Linked DNA regions of Homo sapiens: region 1 is linked to region 2. The links are chromatin loops, found by intact Hi-C in ENCODE. Cell type or tissue: GM12878. All regions are shown on one strand. Links, peaks and the distances in the headings refer to the core of each region. The heading gives the core; the rest is flanking DNA. Region 1 has its middle 79 kb from the start of EDN1. Region 2 has its middle 81 kb from the start of LINC02530.

What was found. Hi-C counts contacts between places; a loop is a spot of excess contacts. Peaks named below come from ENCODE experiments on the same cell type or tissue, not always from the same donor. Only the 100,000 strongest peaks of a DNase experiment are listed, where the experiment ranks them.
Region 1: a loop joins it to region 2, with 2.5 times the contacts of the local background. A loop is called at or near these places in 1 of 110 quality-filtered maps.

The regions. Positions count from the first base shown.
Region 1 is chr6:12,368,234-12,371,156 of GRCh38, forward strand. No RefSeq gene overlaps it. Among named protein-coding and RNA genes, the nearest start is that of EDN1, 79 kb to the left of the region's middle. In GM12878, for the core only: a CTCF peak has its summit at 1,655; a DNase peak (open chromatin) is centred at 1,758; H3K27ac peaks cover 504 bases.
Region 2 is chr6:12,502,935-12,505,857 of GRCh38, forward strand. No RefSeq gene overlaps it. Among named protein-coding and RNA genes, the nearest start is that of LINC02530, 81 kb to the right of the region's middle. In GM12878, for the core only: a CTCF peak has its summit at 1,621 (motif pointing left); a DNase peak (open chromatin) is centred at 1,597.

The DNA.
Region 1 (2,923 bases), core at 92-2,591, 130 kb before region 2:
GGGTGAGGGTAGGCAGAGAGAGAAGAGCTTTGGGCTATTTCCAAATGGAAAGTTAGAGCTGATGAAGAGGAAGCAGCAAAAGAGATTGGGAAGTTCTCCAGAAGCTAGGAGAAGACCTAAGAGTCCAATAAACCAAATAGTGTTTTGATGCTTTTGCTAGTTTACACAAGACAAAAATTGAGAATTGATCATTAGATTTAATAATGAAGAATTCTCTCGTAACCTTGATACACATAGTTAACATGGAGTGGTGGGGACAAAAACCAGATTAGATTTGGGTCAAAAAGGAATAAGGAAGAAAAGTAGAGATAAGGAGAATAAACAAATCTTTTGCAAGTCCTTTGAAAAGTTTTGCTCTAAAGAGAAGCAGAGAAATTAGGTGGTCACGGAGAGAGATGGAGAGGGCAAAGGAGGATTAAAAAGATGGGGGGCCTTATAATGTGTTGACATATTTATGAGAATTCTCTAACAGGGAAGAGAGACAATGAGGCAGGAGAGAGGGCTCACTCCTCAAGATGATAGGAGGGGGTGGGATCTAACGCCTAAGTGTCATCGTTGCTGTTGGTTAGCAGTAATGACAGCGTATCTGTGGCAAAACAGAGAAAAAGCAGAATGTATGGACTGGCACAGATATCAGTTGTTGAGTAAAGGTGATGGTGGCAGAATGGGGGGTTTCTCTTTAATTTCTACTTAAAAAATGGAAATAGGGAGATAAGGAAGCGAGATGAGGCGTTTTAGAAGAAAGAAGGTGGGAAATAAACATCAAAGATGGTGGGAGAGAGTGGGGTTTGGACACATGGAATCTCTGATGGGCAATATTCAGGTCCACGTGCGGCTTGTGGTCATGAGTTTAATGTGGAACCAGGCAGCGTCTTAGTATGCTTTTCTTTGGTCTCTTGCTGCAGTCCAGGCACAGGTGTGAAACTCATCAATAATTGTACCTTACACGGCTGTACTCATGGGTGGGCACCATGTGCACACAGCCATTGCAGGGACTGCATTTCCAGCTCTTTAGGAAGCCCACAGAAGAAGCACACTGAATACAAGTTATTGAGGAAAATCATTTACTCCCAAAGAATAAGCTGTTTCCTTGATATTCAGTTATTCAGTTCACATTGAATTTTGACATTCTTATTTTCAAAGACATTTATATATGAGAAAGTGATATATTTATGCATTCTTCAGCCCATGTAATTCTTCAATTTTGCTTAGGCACATTTAGCCAAGCCATCTTCATGACCCTTAAAACATGGTAACTTTATTTAGTGCCTACACTTCAGAGTGGGCAGCTTTCAACTAGAAAGTTGTTCATTCTGCTGAGTCAGCAGTGTGCTGAAAAGCCAGAAAGGGTTAATGCAGCTATTTCTGGGGTTCATAGTATCTCCTCCATGCCAGGATATTGCTTATTTTATTATTAAAAATAAAAATCTTTTGTTTTTCCCACAAGGTTGAGGAAGCCCTTAAAGATCGATCTGTGTCATCCCAATTTCCCTTCTTGCCCCTTCCTCCAGTGTCAATTTACATTATTACTCAACTTGCATGACTATTTCTTACCTGGTATAGCAGTATTTGGAAGAGGCCTTAAAAGCTGAGGGCCCTGGCAAGGAGGAAATGAGTGAGCCTTATTCTCCTAAACATCTTTTGCAACCTCCTGTGGTGAGTGCAGGGGTTGCTCTGCGCTTCTCAGTTCTTGGGCCACTCTTGGGCAATGGGAAGCTGACTGTGCCCATGGTCACTAATGGTCCTTGACACGGTGTTTGTGTTGAACTCTCCAATGTATGCACGCGTTGTTGGCTGTTATTACTTGCGACGCACAGGTGCAGGAAATACCCAGGGGGCTTCCCCACAGATCTGTGCTATGCACATCGTCCATTCGATGACACCCTGTACTCTTTCACACCCCGCCCCCCCTCAAGTCTTCCCTGATAATGCCAGGGCAGGGACATTCTGTTCTGAGCTCATTAGTCAAGAATGTCACCAGACTGTCCTGAAGAGGGTTTTCTCTGGTGTGAGCTCTCCGTCGTTGGGAAAGAAAATCTGAAAATCATGCTGTCTTTCCATGAGTCCAACTCAGGGTTGCATTCCCTCACCTGTGTCCAGCCACCAGAGAGATCCCCTTCCAACTACAGGGAATTCACAAAAATGCCCAAATTAGTGGCTCCCTGACAGACAGAAGAGTTTAATTGGTTCCTGGAATAGTGATCTTTGAATTCATTTCTCCGAATGGTTCATGATTTTGTTTCATTTTTCTGGGAAACGCAGCCCTTCTAGTGCACTCATTTGGAGGAGAGTAACATTCGTGCCTGCCTGCAGCCTGTTTGCAGGAATCTCTGGGAAAGCTATAGGGTCAAGCATTTGATTCACAAATATTTATCAAGCGTCTACCCTTTGCGCTGTTCTTCAGATAAGTGATTCTCAAATTTTGCTGCATTTTAGAATCCCTTGGGAGCTTAACAAAAATCCTGATGTCCAAGTTACAGTCCATACCAAGTAAGCCTCTGGGGATGGGACCCAGGCATCTGGATTTTTTGAAGCTCTCTGGGTGATTTCAATGTATACCCACACTTGGAACCTATGCTTTTTGACAGTGCTCCTCAACTTTAATATGAACACAAGTTACCTGGGGATCTTGTTAAAATGGAAATTTTGATTCATTTGGTCTGGGGTGGGGCCTGGGATTCAGCATTTCTCTAAAGTTCCCAGGGAATCCTGATGCTGCTGCTCTACAGACCACATTTTGAGTAACAAGCAATAAAGTTCCTTTATTCCCAGATGTGTCCAACTTTCCCGGCTCAGAGCCTCCACACATGCTATTCTTCTTTCCCTGGAACTACCTCCCTGAAACTCCCAGCCAAGATGCCTCTCCATCCTTTGGTCCTCCAGTTTTACCTCGCCACCCAATATAATCTCCACCTTCTTTCTC
Region 2 (2,923 bases), core at 317-2,816:
AGGCACATCCCTACCTTGGGATTTTTCCACTTGCTCTTTCTTTAGCCTGAAACATTCTGCCCAGATACCATCTGGATCCATCCCTTGCTCCCTTCCTCCAAGTCTTTGCCCAGAGGGCACCATCTCAGCCAGGCCTTCTGGCATAACCCTATTTAGAAGTGCAGCCACCAACCTCTCCCCACTACCAAAGTCACTCTCTTTCCTTTTTCCTCCTTTATTTTTCTGCATTGCACTTATTACCATGACTTCTGTTTGTTTGTTTTACTTAGTTACTTGTTTTTGTCTGTTTTCTCACAGGAGAGTATGCACTCCATGAGAGCAAGGGTTTTTGTCTGCTTTATTCACTGTCGTATTTCCGTTACCTAGAGAAGTGACCCGTACACAGTAAGTTCTTACTTACTATGTCTTTGTTGAAGGGAAGAATGACGAAATGAATGTGGGGCCTGGAATTGTCTAGCAATATTTCTGGATAAGCTATAAAGCAAGATAGTACTCTTAAGGGGAATCTTTGTCTTTGATGCCTGTCCTGCTAATAGCTTGCATTAGAATGTAACAGTTGTCCCAGGGATAGCTAAGGAAAAGAAGAGACTGAGAACAGCATTTATTTTTATTTATTTATTCATTTATTTTTGAGATGCAGTCTCGCTCTGTCACCCAGGCTGGAGTGCATTGGCGCGATCTCGACTCACTGCAGCCTCCGCCCCGCAGGTTCAAGCAATTCTCCTGCCTCAGCCTCCCAAGTAGCTGGGATTACAGGGACACACCACCATGCCTGGCTAATTTTTGTATTCTTAGTAGAGATGGGGTCACACAACATTGAACAGGCTGGTCTCCAACTCCTCACCTCAGGTGATCCACCCACCTCGGACTCCCAAAGTGCTGGGATTACAGGGGTGAGCCACACACCCACCCGGGAACAGCATTTATTAAAGTGTATCAGACAGACTCTGGGGAGTCAAAAAGCTCCATGTTTGACACTGTCTTGCCATATGACCCTGGGCAGTTGGTCAACATCGCCAAGGCTCAGTTTTCTTACCTGTAAGATGAGAATGAGGGTACCTGCCTCACGAGATTGCCATGATTATGCAATGAGATGACATGTGGCACACAGGAAATGCTCAGTAAATGTCGGCCTGCATTGATATGCAGCAGATATTGAGATAAGCATTTAATGTACATAATTATGCTTAATGATCACATCAGTGTTAGGAAGCCTATAAGCTCTTCCCAACATGTATTCTGTGAGTCTCCCAATAAGTCTGGACAATGCTATGTAATTCATACCTCCAGTGGAGGTTTATCTTATGCAGTAATGCATCAGGAACGTCTGCAATAAAAAGCCCCGTTTAACTTTAATTGGATTTAATCAAGCATTACCCACAAGATGCTTTTCTCTTTTTACACAGCACTTATTATCATTATGTGAAGATGGTGATTTCAGTAAATGCCCTTTAATAGAGACAGAATACACATTTTTTTTTTCCATTTAACAGATGAGAATGCTGAGGCTCAGATAAGTTCAGTGCTTTACACAAGGTCACAGAGACAACAGTGTAAGTGCAGATATGCTAACCCTGGTCAACCTGATTCAGGAGACTAAGCTTACCACCACCTCACTCCACACAGCCCCCTAGTGTCTAGCTTGATTATGACTACTGCATAGAATGATGACCTACAACGCAGCTGCACTTCTAGACTTTTCGAAAATTCAAGACCAACTGGAAAATGAATTTGAGATGAGATTGTATTCAGTGAACCATAAAACCCCCATATTACATGAACTCTCTGGCTTGACCATGATTTAATGCTAATGATGATTTTCTTCTTTCTGATATTTCTGTTGTAGGCAGGCAAACAAAAGTAAGGCCATTATCTAAAACATGTATGAAAACAGCAGAATTAGCTTACAAAGAAGAAAACACAGAGAATCAAATTAAAATCAATTAATTAGAAACACATTAGTACAAATATGAAATCTGAAGCTATTTTTCTCTTGTCAAAGAGAACATTTGAAAATTTCAATACATTGAGTGAGGAAAGTTGATCTTCAAAAACGTTGTAGGTTTCAATTGTTAGTTACCCAGGGGTGATCTTAGACAGAAATTCCAGCTAAACAGGCAGCCTTGGTTACAAAGAAACATGGCTTCATGTTTGGAGACAATGCTTACTTGGTTTCTGAATCGAATCAGCCCTAAATTCAAATTTTCTAACTATTTAGTCCATTTTTAAAGTCTGAGGCCATGGGATTCACAGATAAACAGAGAGAAACTCAGAATTTTGATTGGAAACAAAGGAAAGAAAAAGTGCATAATAAATAGGGAAATCATGTTTGAAGATAAAGAGCCCTTTATTCTCAACTTCCAATAGAATTTCCAAGTATTTCCAAGTAGGGGTGTACAAAAGGGACGAGACAACCCAGATGAGACGAGATGCCAGAGCAACATCCCAATTGCAAATTGTATTTGGTGCCAAGACAAATCATCATCTCAATTTAGATAAGTTGGAAACAGTTTATCTCCCTTTTATCTAGCATACTATATGAGACAAATAAGACTGGAAAGGGTGTCTTAAAAATTGGACCACGTATCGATGTAGCTCAGTTTGTTTTGCAATACTAAGTCAGTGTCCCTTAATAACTACCAAAAGAAGGATTGGTAGAAATACTCAAACTGTCATTGTCATTTGTCTGAACTATGAGAAGCATACCCAAGTTCTTATCTCAGCCCCAGACTGATCCACATGGGCTTCTCTCGAGACCTTTCATGTTTACTTCCTTATTTGTTCTGCTGGTTAAGACAGCAGACATGTCAGATCTAAGCAAGGCTTCCTGGGCATGCCTTCGTGCAGTGGTACAATGGCAAAATTACTATTCAGGTGATTATCAGTGGCAACATGAACACTGATTTCCAGGAAGAACATAACA